Linked DNA regions of Homo sapiens: regions 1 and 2 are each linked to region 3. Evidence: chromatin contacts called from ENCODE Hi-C or POLR2A ChIA-PET data. All regions are on one chromosome and are shown on one strand. The core of a region is the stretch at or near the end of the contact, and the rest is flanking DNA. Distances in the headings are between cores, read along the strand shown.

What was found. A loop is a pair of places that touch in the nucleus more often than their neighbours do. ChIA-PET counts read pairs that join two places held with the same protein, here RNA polymerase II (POLR2A). Pooled maps may share reads with other maps.
Region 1: a map of adrenal gland shows a loop between it and region 3 (2.6-fold over the local background). The contact joins two enhancer-like sites. A Hi-C loop is called at or near these places in 5 of 168 maps with a recorded cell type or tissue (HepG2, PC-9, adrenal gland and 2 more), 1 of 37 single-sample maps with no recorded cell type and 7 of 50 pooled maps. POLR2A ChIA-PET finds 5 or more read pairs at or near these places in 5 of 52 experiments (A673, CD4-positive, alpha-beta T cell, GM10248 and 2 more).
Region 2: a map of A673 shows a loop between it and region 3 (4-fold over the local background). The contact joins two enhancer-like sites. A Hi-C loop is called at or near these places in 16 of 168 maps with a recorded cell type or tissue (A673, K562, MCF 10A and 11 more), 6 of 37 single-sample maps with no recorded cell type and 17 of 50 pooled maps. POLR2A ChIA-PET finds 5 or more read pairs at or near these places in 3 of 52 experiments (CD8-positive, alpha-beta memory T cell, GM10248 and GM12878).

The regions. Positions count from the first base shown.
Region 1 is chr1:116,387,464-116,390,622 of GRCh38, forward strand. ATP1A1 (ATPase Na+/K+ transporting subunit alpha 1) reads left to right here. Exons shown (of 23, transcript NM_000701.8): 4 at 1-28; 5 at 668-781; 6 at 1,175-1,309; 7 at 1,439-1,556; 8 at 1,976-2,244; 9 at 2,750-2,948. Among named protein-coding and RNA genes, the nearest start is that of ATP1A1, 16 kb to the left of the region's middle. RefSeq lists an enhancer at 2,763-2,822. Within about 2 kb of position 1,753, at least 6 of the 41 ENCODE cell types and tissues checked have a DNase peak (open chromatin) inside an H3K27ac peak, as active enhancers do.
Region 2 is chr1:116,357,865-116,360,862 of GRCh38, forward strand. No RefSeq gene overlaps it. Among named protein-coding and RNA genes, the nearest start is that of ATP1A1, 14 kb to the right of the region's middle. Within about 2 kb of position 1,372, at least 3 of the 41 ENCODE cell types and tissues checked have a DNase peak (open chromatin) inside an H3K27ac peak, as active enhancers do; they include A673, where a contact is called at or near this core.
Region 3 is chr1:116,150,640-116,153,728 of GRCh38, forward strand. No RefSeq gene overlaps it. Among named protein-coding and RNA genes, the nearest start is that of MAB21L3, 41 kb to the left of the region's middle. RefSeq lists a silencer at 1,448-1,867. Within about 2 kb of position 1,497, at least 20 of the 41 ENCODE cell types and tissues checked have a DNase peak (open chromatin) inside an H3K27ac peak, as active enhancers do; they include A673, where a contact is called at or near this core.

The DNA.
Region 1 (3,159 bases), core at 503-3,002, 240 kb after region 3:
TACAGAAGAGGAACCTCAAAACGATAATGTGAGTTCTGTAATTCAGCATATGGATTTGTAGTACACATCAGATATCTTCTCCGTCTTTGTCTCCCACTTCTTCTCAATTACCACTCATTACTTAATGGTTATGAACTCATTACTTAATGGTTATGAACAGCTGTTGCCTTCAAGGCTCATCCATTCTTCCTTCGTTTCCATTTCCTCTCTCTACCACCCACGTTGTAGATGCTCTTACAAGTGGGATGCCCACCTGCATGTGCTGCTGTGAGCAGGCAGCTCTGCTCAGGCCCCGGCCGCCACCCACTGGATGGCAGAGCACAGCGATTCATGTTGGCACATCCACCTGTCCAGAAATGCTTGGTGGCCATTCTTCAAAATCCACAAGTTGGTTGAAAAACAATCTTTGTTTTATAAAGCAGGAGAAACTGATGCATCTAGAACCTTTCCAAACGTCCAGTTAGTGATCAAGTGTTGGTGTGCCTGACTCCATTTCTGACCCTTCCTGTGTGGTCTTTAGAAGGATAAATAAGAAAACATGAGTTCTATATTTCTGAAATCTTGGTTTCTCTATTAAAAATCTGTTTTTTATTCAGTCAAAAAATTAATTGAATGTCCCTAATTATTGTGTAGAGCCACGGGCCCTAACTTGTCTTTTCCCTTCCAGCTGTACCTGGGTGTGGTGCTATCAGCCGTTGTAATCATAACTGGTTGCTTCTCCTACTATCAAGAAGCTAAAAGTTCAAAGATCATGGAATCCTTCAAAAACATGGTCCCTCAGGTACCAGACGCTTTGTCCTTCCCCAGTGGATGACTTGACAGCCCCAAGCATGTCAGCCTGTGAATTAGTGTGAAGTTAAGGTTTTCCAAGTATTACATGACTCATCAGAGAGATGGATGTCTTCTACCCCACCCAAAACCAACCTATTTTCCTTCTATCCAAAAAGTGGTAGCCTTTCTTTTGAATGTAAACTCTGAATACAGGCACACCATGTAACAGCAATATCTCTTAAACTGGCGAGCAAGCTTTTGTAACTTGTGTAAATAAAAAAGTGAATAATATCTTTGTTTTGTATTCAGGTAATTAGGATTATGACTATTTTTATTTTCTTGTTTTGGACACTACCTTCTCTTTGTTGGTATACTAACGGTGTAAATTGTTTCTTTTCCAAAGCAAGCCCTTGTGATTCGAAATGGTGAGAAAATGAGCATAAATGCGGAGGAAGTTGTGGTTGGGGATCTGGTGGAAGTAAAAGGAGGAGACCGAATTCCTGCTGACCTCAGAATCATATCTGCAAATGGCTGCAAGGTAGCTCTTTTATTTTAACAAACCTCATAGCTAGCTCTGCTGTTCGGGCAGCTTGATTTGAGGGGTACAGTAGCCCATGATAAGGCTGGTGTATTCACATGACATTTTTCTTCTTTTCCTCACATATAGGTGGATAACTCCTCGCTCACTGGTGAATCAGAACCCCAGACTAGGTCTCCAGATTTCACAAATGAAAACCCCCTGGAGACGAGGAACATTGCCTTCTTTTCAACCAATTGTGTTGAAGGTAGGCCATTTTTGGGCACTTTGAGCATGGCGTGGTATTTCTCTTGGGCATTAACAAAATCAAAACCATAGGCACAATCTCTTGTTTTATTGGCTCCATTTCTGAGAACTTGTGTCAAGCACAGAGCAGAGGTGTTTTCCTAGCTGGCAGGAAACCTTGTGGCAGTTTCCCTTCCCTCCACCTCCACCCTGCCTCTTCTGTCAACAACACCAGTCTGGCATGGGTGTTGGAGCTGCTGTCCTGCTACTGGAGAGAAGTCCCTTTGCCAAACAGCATGTACAGCCAAAGAGCTGGCCCTTAAAAAGTGCTTTTATCAACTCTTTTTGTTTTTTTAGTCATCCTATGTAATTGTGTAAAATCCGTGGCTTCCTTCAGGTTAGATACAATTAGGTACAGTTCTCCCTCCCCTTCTTTTTAAGGCACCGCACGTGGTATTGTTGTCTACACTGGGGATCGCACTGTGATGGGAAGAATTGCCACACTTGCTTCTGGGCTGGAAGGAGGCCAGACCCCCATTGCTGCAGAAATTGAACATTTTATCCACATCATCACGGGTGTGGCTGTGTTCCTGGGTGTGTCTTTCTTCATCCTTTCTCTCATCCTTGAGTACACCTGGCTTGAGGCTGTCATCTTCCTCATCGGTATCATCGTAGCCAATGTGCCGGAAGGTTTGCTGGCCACTGTCACGGTAAGAGGCAGGTGATGGTCACCCTGACTCAGATCAGCTTGCACGAATGTTACACTCTTCCGCTATCCTATTCTAAGGTATTGCCAACTTATGTTTTATTCTGGATGTTTGATATAGTTCTTCTTGAGAGCCACATCACGTGGTGAATTTTGACAGTGAGAAAACCTCAGCATTTGTTTATACGTAAGATAACCCCAAAGCATACATTTTGCTTTTAAATTATCACGTGGTCCTGAACAGTGCAGTGGAGAAAGGAGAAGAACTTGGGATCAAGTAGGGGGATAGAATATGGTAGAATCCTGTTATTATTTTTCTTAATAGATTGCTTTTCTGGAAGGAAGGGGAAGCCTCATGTATGGGTTCCCCTTATTATTTCTTCAAACTTCAGAAGAAGGTTGGAGAGATTTAATTTTAGACAAATTTCTTCCACATTAGGATATAGCAAGAATCTGTATAGAATTCCAGCCTGGTTGAGTGAAGTAATAATCTTCCTAATATTTTTTAGGTCTGTCTGACACTTACTGCCAAACGCATGGCAAGGAAAAACTGCTTAGTGAAGAACTTAGAAGCTGTGGAGACCTTGGGGTCCACGTCCACCATCTGCTCTGATAAAACTGGAACTCTGACTCAGAACCGGATGACAGTGGCCCACATGTGGTTTGACAATCAAATCCATGAAGCTGATACGACAGAGAATCAGAGTGGTAAGGCCAGGGTTACCACACACCTCAGCCACCTGCTGACTTCGCTTGGTTTTTTTTCTTTTAAGAAATTGCATGAAATTTCTTTTTTTTTTTTAAGCTCATGGCAGCTTTTTCTTTCTTTTTTGTTTTTTTTTTTTTTATCATTTAGTGAAGAGTCAAGGGTATGGGATATTGATTTTTTGCATGTCAGTAGAAACTTTAAATTGCCCTA
Region 2 (2,998 bases), core at 122-2,621, 210 kb after region 3:
GTATCTATGTCTTCAGGAGATTATAAACCACTCAGGATTCCCCTTCTGTGAATTGCCTATCCGCATCGTCTTTTTTTCTATCACTTTTTTCTATCTTTATTATTGCTGACCTGCATTAATCTCTGGTACATTCTAGCTATTGATACCTTTAAAGTTTTAGGCATTGCAAAGACTTCTAGAATGTCACCAGTCACTTGTCACTGTTAACTTTGTTCACGATGCCCTTCATTGAACACAAGTCTTTCATTTTTGATTAGTGTACAATTCGTCAATTTATTTCTTGACAGCTTGAGCATATGAGGCTTTATTTAATAATTTTTCTACCACCCAAGGGCAAACAGATATTCCCCTACATTTTCTTCTATTCACTTTACAGGTTTCCTTTCACATTTTGAAATTACTCCATTTTGAGCTTTTTTTTTAAATGGGTCAATATAGGGATTCAACTGTATTTTTCTCCCTATAGTAATACTTTTCTCTGAAGTATTTTCTAAATTGGCCTTTTCTTTTGCTATGCACTTGTCAAGCTGTCCCCATCATTACTTATTTTTCACAGATGCACAGTTTGATTTGGGGACTTTTCATTTTTCCCTTTCGTCTCTTTGCTTATTCTGCACCTAAACTTTATAACATCAGTTACTATGTCTTTCTCAAATCTCATTTTCTAGTAAAATGGTTCTATTCTTTTGTTCTTTTTCAAAATTGCTTAGTTACTCAAGAGCCTTTATGCTTTCTTATAAAATTTAAAATCAGTTTACCATAATTTCAGAAATTCCTACTGTGATTTTGATTGGAATTGTCATGAAATACATAAAACAATCTGGAGACAAATGACATAATAGCAACAATAAATTGCCCTAGTCATTTATTTAGGTCTTTTCTTTTTTCTTTTAATAGAGCAATAGAGCTAAAATGTTTTTCTCAGTAAAAATTCATACATTCTTTATTACTATAATACCAGACACTCTTGTTGCTTCAGTAAATTATATCTTTATATATAATTTTATAAATTCATGCTATATTTGATATTTGTACCCTGTGGTGTCTTCAGGGCTGCATATGAGAAGAGGGAGCCAACACCTGAGGGATATGCCCTCTTGTTTGTAATCATATTTAATATCTATATATTCATGCACATATTCAACATCTTGTTCCATTGGTAACTAGTGGTCCCAATAAAACTGGAATCTTCATTAAGATGATTACCTGAATACTAAATTTCATATTACTTTCCTAAAGACTTAGTTCAGTGCTATATACACATAGACAGGAGACAGCTATAGCCTGAGAGGTACACAGCTGAACTGAAATCAAAAGACTTGAGTGAAATCTTTTCTGTACCTCTGACTCTGAGCCAGGCCATAATCCCTCTGAATCTCAGCTTCCTCATTCCTAACACATGATTAATGAGGTTGTCACAAAAATTCAAAGAGAAAATAGATTTATCATGCACAGAATTTGACATGTGGAACCAATGCCCTGCTATTTGAATCTAAAGGCAAGAAATGCTTAAATCAGCTACAGCCAAAGAAGAGTAATGGCAGGAAAGCATTATAACTTCAAAAACTGTTTTCCAGTGGTTAAACATTATTACCAAAGTTACTTCAGTCAAAGACATCAAAGAAAATTTATAATCTTGTCTCCAGATAACATGTACGTTCATCAGTTGCGGCTGAAAAGAAAAGTTCCCACCACCCTGAAGACCATCACTGGCCCTGGACTTCCTAAAGCAGCCCAAGAAACATTTTCTCTGGAAATCTGGTCTTTTGTGTGAGAGTGAAAGCTACTGTGGGTGTTGCAATACTTTTCCTCTGCAAAGAGATGATTTTAGCAGAATCCCAAATAGCACAATAGAATTATCTGTATTCATATGCAAATAAGCACATTTTAAAATATAGTTGAAACAAATAGGAATCCCTTTTATTTCCAATCTCATCTCATGTTTCCATAATGGAGATACTGGGATTAAAGATGATTATAAAGTGAATGTAGATTTGTGAGAAGTAGGCTATCATGAGAAATGCTGGGGGTGTGGAGCCCTTGCAAACACTTCCCAGGATCCGAAAGCAGAAAGGATAGAGGAAAGGCATTAGACTAAGCCATGAGAGTCATGGCAGGAAGAGGATTTGAAGAATGAAGCTTGCAGCACTCTTGTTGAAAGACTGAAGGTAAATGACTGGGCACCTCTTCAATAGCAGCCCTCACTGACCACACTAACAAAAATATTCCCCACACAGCCCCACCTCCTCCCTAGTTACTCTATCATACCACCACCACCTGCTTCATGGTTCTCTTTGAGCTGATAACTATGTTGTATTATCTTGCTTATTTGTTTGTTTGTTTGTTTCCTTTGCTGTTATTTATTTCTTCCACTAGGCTGGAAACTCTGGAGGAACAGGGACATGGCCTATCTTGTTCATGTGCCTCGATCAGTGCTAAGCACAGAATGGACATTCAATAAATGCTATTTGAATGCAAAAAGGGAGTCCAGATCTATCAGAAATGAGGTAATAGCTGTTTCTTGATTTTTTTACATCACACATGGGCATTAGAGGATCTTTGTGGTAGGAAGTAAAATGAGAGGATAGAAACTTACTATAAGGTGCTTTTGTGGAACAAACAACTGTTCAGGTAAGTGCCATCTCAAGCAGTGCTTTGAATTGATCTGCCTGTAACCCTAGGAAAAAAAAAAAGGATGACCATACATTGGCCCTGACCTGTGAATCTACACATTCCTGGGTTTATCTTTCAGATAATTACTGTGGAGTAATATGAGACATAGAGTCTATGGCAATGGCCTTGAATAAATGAGTAATGCAACAAGTTATAAAGTTCTTAAAAGAAAGCCTGAGTATATCTCCTCATTCTTTTGTGCTTCTCTAGCCTATTTCCTTTACATATGGTGGCTGGAGTTGTGAGGGGTGAATTTCTATAAAGTAATAATCGATTGTTCTGTTTTTCCTTTGCTCATACCCCTCTCACTTTATTTTTTGAGGGA
Region 3 (3,089 bases), core at 247-2,746:
CCCTCCCCGAACAGCCTAACACAGCTAGCCCCCAGCACTCTTGCCCTGCACCATACTTCACTCTCCCCATAGTGGTTTGCTGGTTCTCCTATTAGAATAAATATAAACTCTATGCCGGGAGAGGGCTTGTCTTATTCACTGTTGTATTATATCTCCGGCACTTGGAACAATGCTCAGTGGGTAAGAGCTCAATGAATAGTTGTTAAATAGATAATTGCATGAAGGAATGGATGAATACATGATTTTGCTCCATAATATGTATCTGCTTTGTGGCAGGGCTTGGATTTGAACCCGGGTCTTCTAATTCTCAGGCCAGGCTCTTTCCTCTACAAAGTAACATTTTGAGAGTCTGAAGAATCCCACATCTTTAGTTTTAGAGAAAGAAAAATTGCCTCTGGCTCCAGAAGCCTGTTTTCCCAGAAGGGCCTGGCTGTCCTCACTATGCAGAACACAGCTTGATGCAGCAGAGCTTGAGAATGCACACTCATGCTGCAGAGGGGCCAGCCTGGCAGCTCATCACAGCAGCCACTGACAACTGTGGGCACTGGTGGATACTTTGTAGCAGGTGTTTGCTGGACATGCCTAGCTTAACTGGGTTCCAACGTGCAACATGTAGACTGAACAACACACACACACACACACACACACACACACACACACACACACACACACACACTGCATTTAAACAAAGCACATCAGAAAAGAGTTCAGGCTTTCACCCTCCCTTCCTGCCAAGCACGGAGACAAACAGTACTGGTCTTGGTTCTCTTTGTCTCTGAGTCTAGACCATTCATTTCCTCTCATTCAACCAGCTTTATTTTTGGCGATGTAACTTTCTTTCGTGAGCATATATATTATGTTCTCAGACTTTGTAACCTATGAATCTCCTGTGAGGACCGACCTACGAATGCTCAGAATACAAAGGCCGGAGTGAGCAGTGCTCTCTGTGAGAGAGAATGTTACGGCAAATGAAAAAACCACCTTCACCACCTAAGCAGGATTCTTGCTTCTAATGCAAAATGTAACCTCCCTCTATAGGATGGATAGAGGGATATTAGGTTGAGCACTCAACACACTGGGGTGCTTACCACAGAGTACCCCAAAGTGTGGTTTAGGTCTGAGGGACCGGGTGAGCAAGGAAGGCTGCACCGGTGTAGGGACAGGCACAGTCTGGGTCCTTTGGTGGCCGGGGGTACAAAGGAAGCAGAGCCTGGGCTCCCATCCTCTCCTGCTGTCACAGCCCCTCCATGGAGGCCCTGGCCCTTCTCTCCTCCTCTCTCCTGCCTCTTTCCAGGATGTTCTTTGCCCCACAGTGAGATGTGAGGGGCATCAAGAAGGCTCCCTGCCATTGACTCTCTCTGTCCAGGGACCGCCATATGTGACTTGTGCTGTCTGTGACCAGGACGCGGGCTCTTGAAGGAGCAGCGAGGAGCAAGAGAGAGGGGAGCGGACGCCCCGACTCGCGCAGGGCTGAGGCTGGAGGGGAAGACTCACAGGGACTACGGTCTACGGGGAGGCCGCCTTGCGCGCCGCGGCTCGGAAGCGGCAGGGGGCGCCCGCGGCTCCTCGCGGCCCCGAGCCGTGAAGGGCTGGGGAAATTCCTCCCGCTGAAGGCAGAGAGCAGACTGGGACACTGCGGTTCCCGAGAGCCGCAGCCCCGCCGCCTCCGCCCACGCTGGCCCTCGGGAGGCGGAAGACTAGCTGACGGCGGCCCCCACACGCGCTCTGCAGCCTGGGGGTAACCCTCAGCCCACCCAGTGCCCAGCGAGGGGGCTCTGATCCACAGGCTCCGCCCAGCTCCCTGGGTCCTCTTTTCAGTGGGCCTCTTTTATTGCCTAGCACTGGGGATCGGGGTGGGGGGTGGACAGTTACCCCAGTATAGATACTGGCTCATCCGGACATATCTGTGCTGCTGCAGGGCACTCAGCCTCCTTCCCTGCAAGATTAGAGGGGCTGTGGAAGACAGAAGAAAGATGCTGTGCTCTTATGGACTCCTTTTCCTTAGACTAATGCCCACGGGGAAAGGAAAGGAAAGGGAAGGGAAGGGAGGGGAGGGAGTTAAGCGCTCCATCACCCCCAGGCCAGGCGTCATGGTAGGAAGGTCATAAAGAGGGTGGGTGGGTCAGAATGCTCCAGGAAAGGAAAGGATGGGACACCAAGATTTGCAGATACTGCCTATGTGCCTGGCACATATTTTAGGGGCTTTGTGCTTTATCTCATTTAATCCCCTCGGCACTCCTTTGGAGTAGGTAGGCAGCATAAACCCATTTTGCCAATGAACACTTGGAGGCTCACAGAGAAAAAAGAACTTGCCCAAGGTCATGGGCTGGAGTGGACAGAGCCATATTCTTTATGCGTTTGTCATAATGAGTTCCTTACAGTGCAGGTGACAGGAGAGACATGAAGGCACAGCCTACCAGGACCAGAAGTCCAGGAGGAAGACTCAGTCCTTCTGCTGGGCCCTGCAACCCTATGAGCCTCGCAGGAACCAAGAGAGAGGGAGTTGAGCAGAGAGGGACCCAGAGGCACCCTCTGTGGGTGCTGTTCCCTGACCTTGACATAGAGGACATTCCTCAACATGGATGTGGGTCAAGGTCCTTCCCTGATGGTGGAATGGGTGGAGCTCGTAGTGTGACAGATGGTAGAGAAAGGTGTTCTTACAATTGCCCCTGGGCTAACATTTTCCAGTTGTACCTTTGAACGCTCTAAAAAATCCTAAAAATCACTTTCACAAAAGTTAATCATTCACTCTGCAGGCCAGATGACCTTTGCTATGTAGTTGGGGTTTTGTTTGCTTTTTTTTTTTAAAGTCTTGTAGTTTGTAATTGGACACATATCCTTTAGGTGAAGAAGAAAATAATTTAGGGTCTAGTAAAAGGCTTGGTTTTCTTCTTGCCCTCCATCTCCCAGGAGTTTAGAAACATTTTCTCAGTGAGAGGCTATAAATTGAAGACTGAAAACAAATTAATCTTCCAAAGCTGTGGCCTTCATGGAGTACTATATACAGGAGACCCCAGGAGACAAAAACATACCAAAACCAAAAAATCAATAAAATCCAAGCCATCACCCACCCTGCACCTGATTCCTTA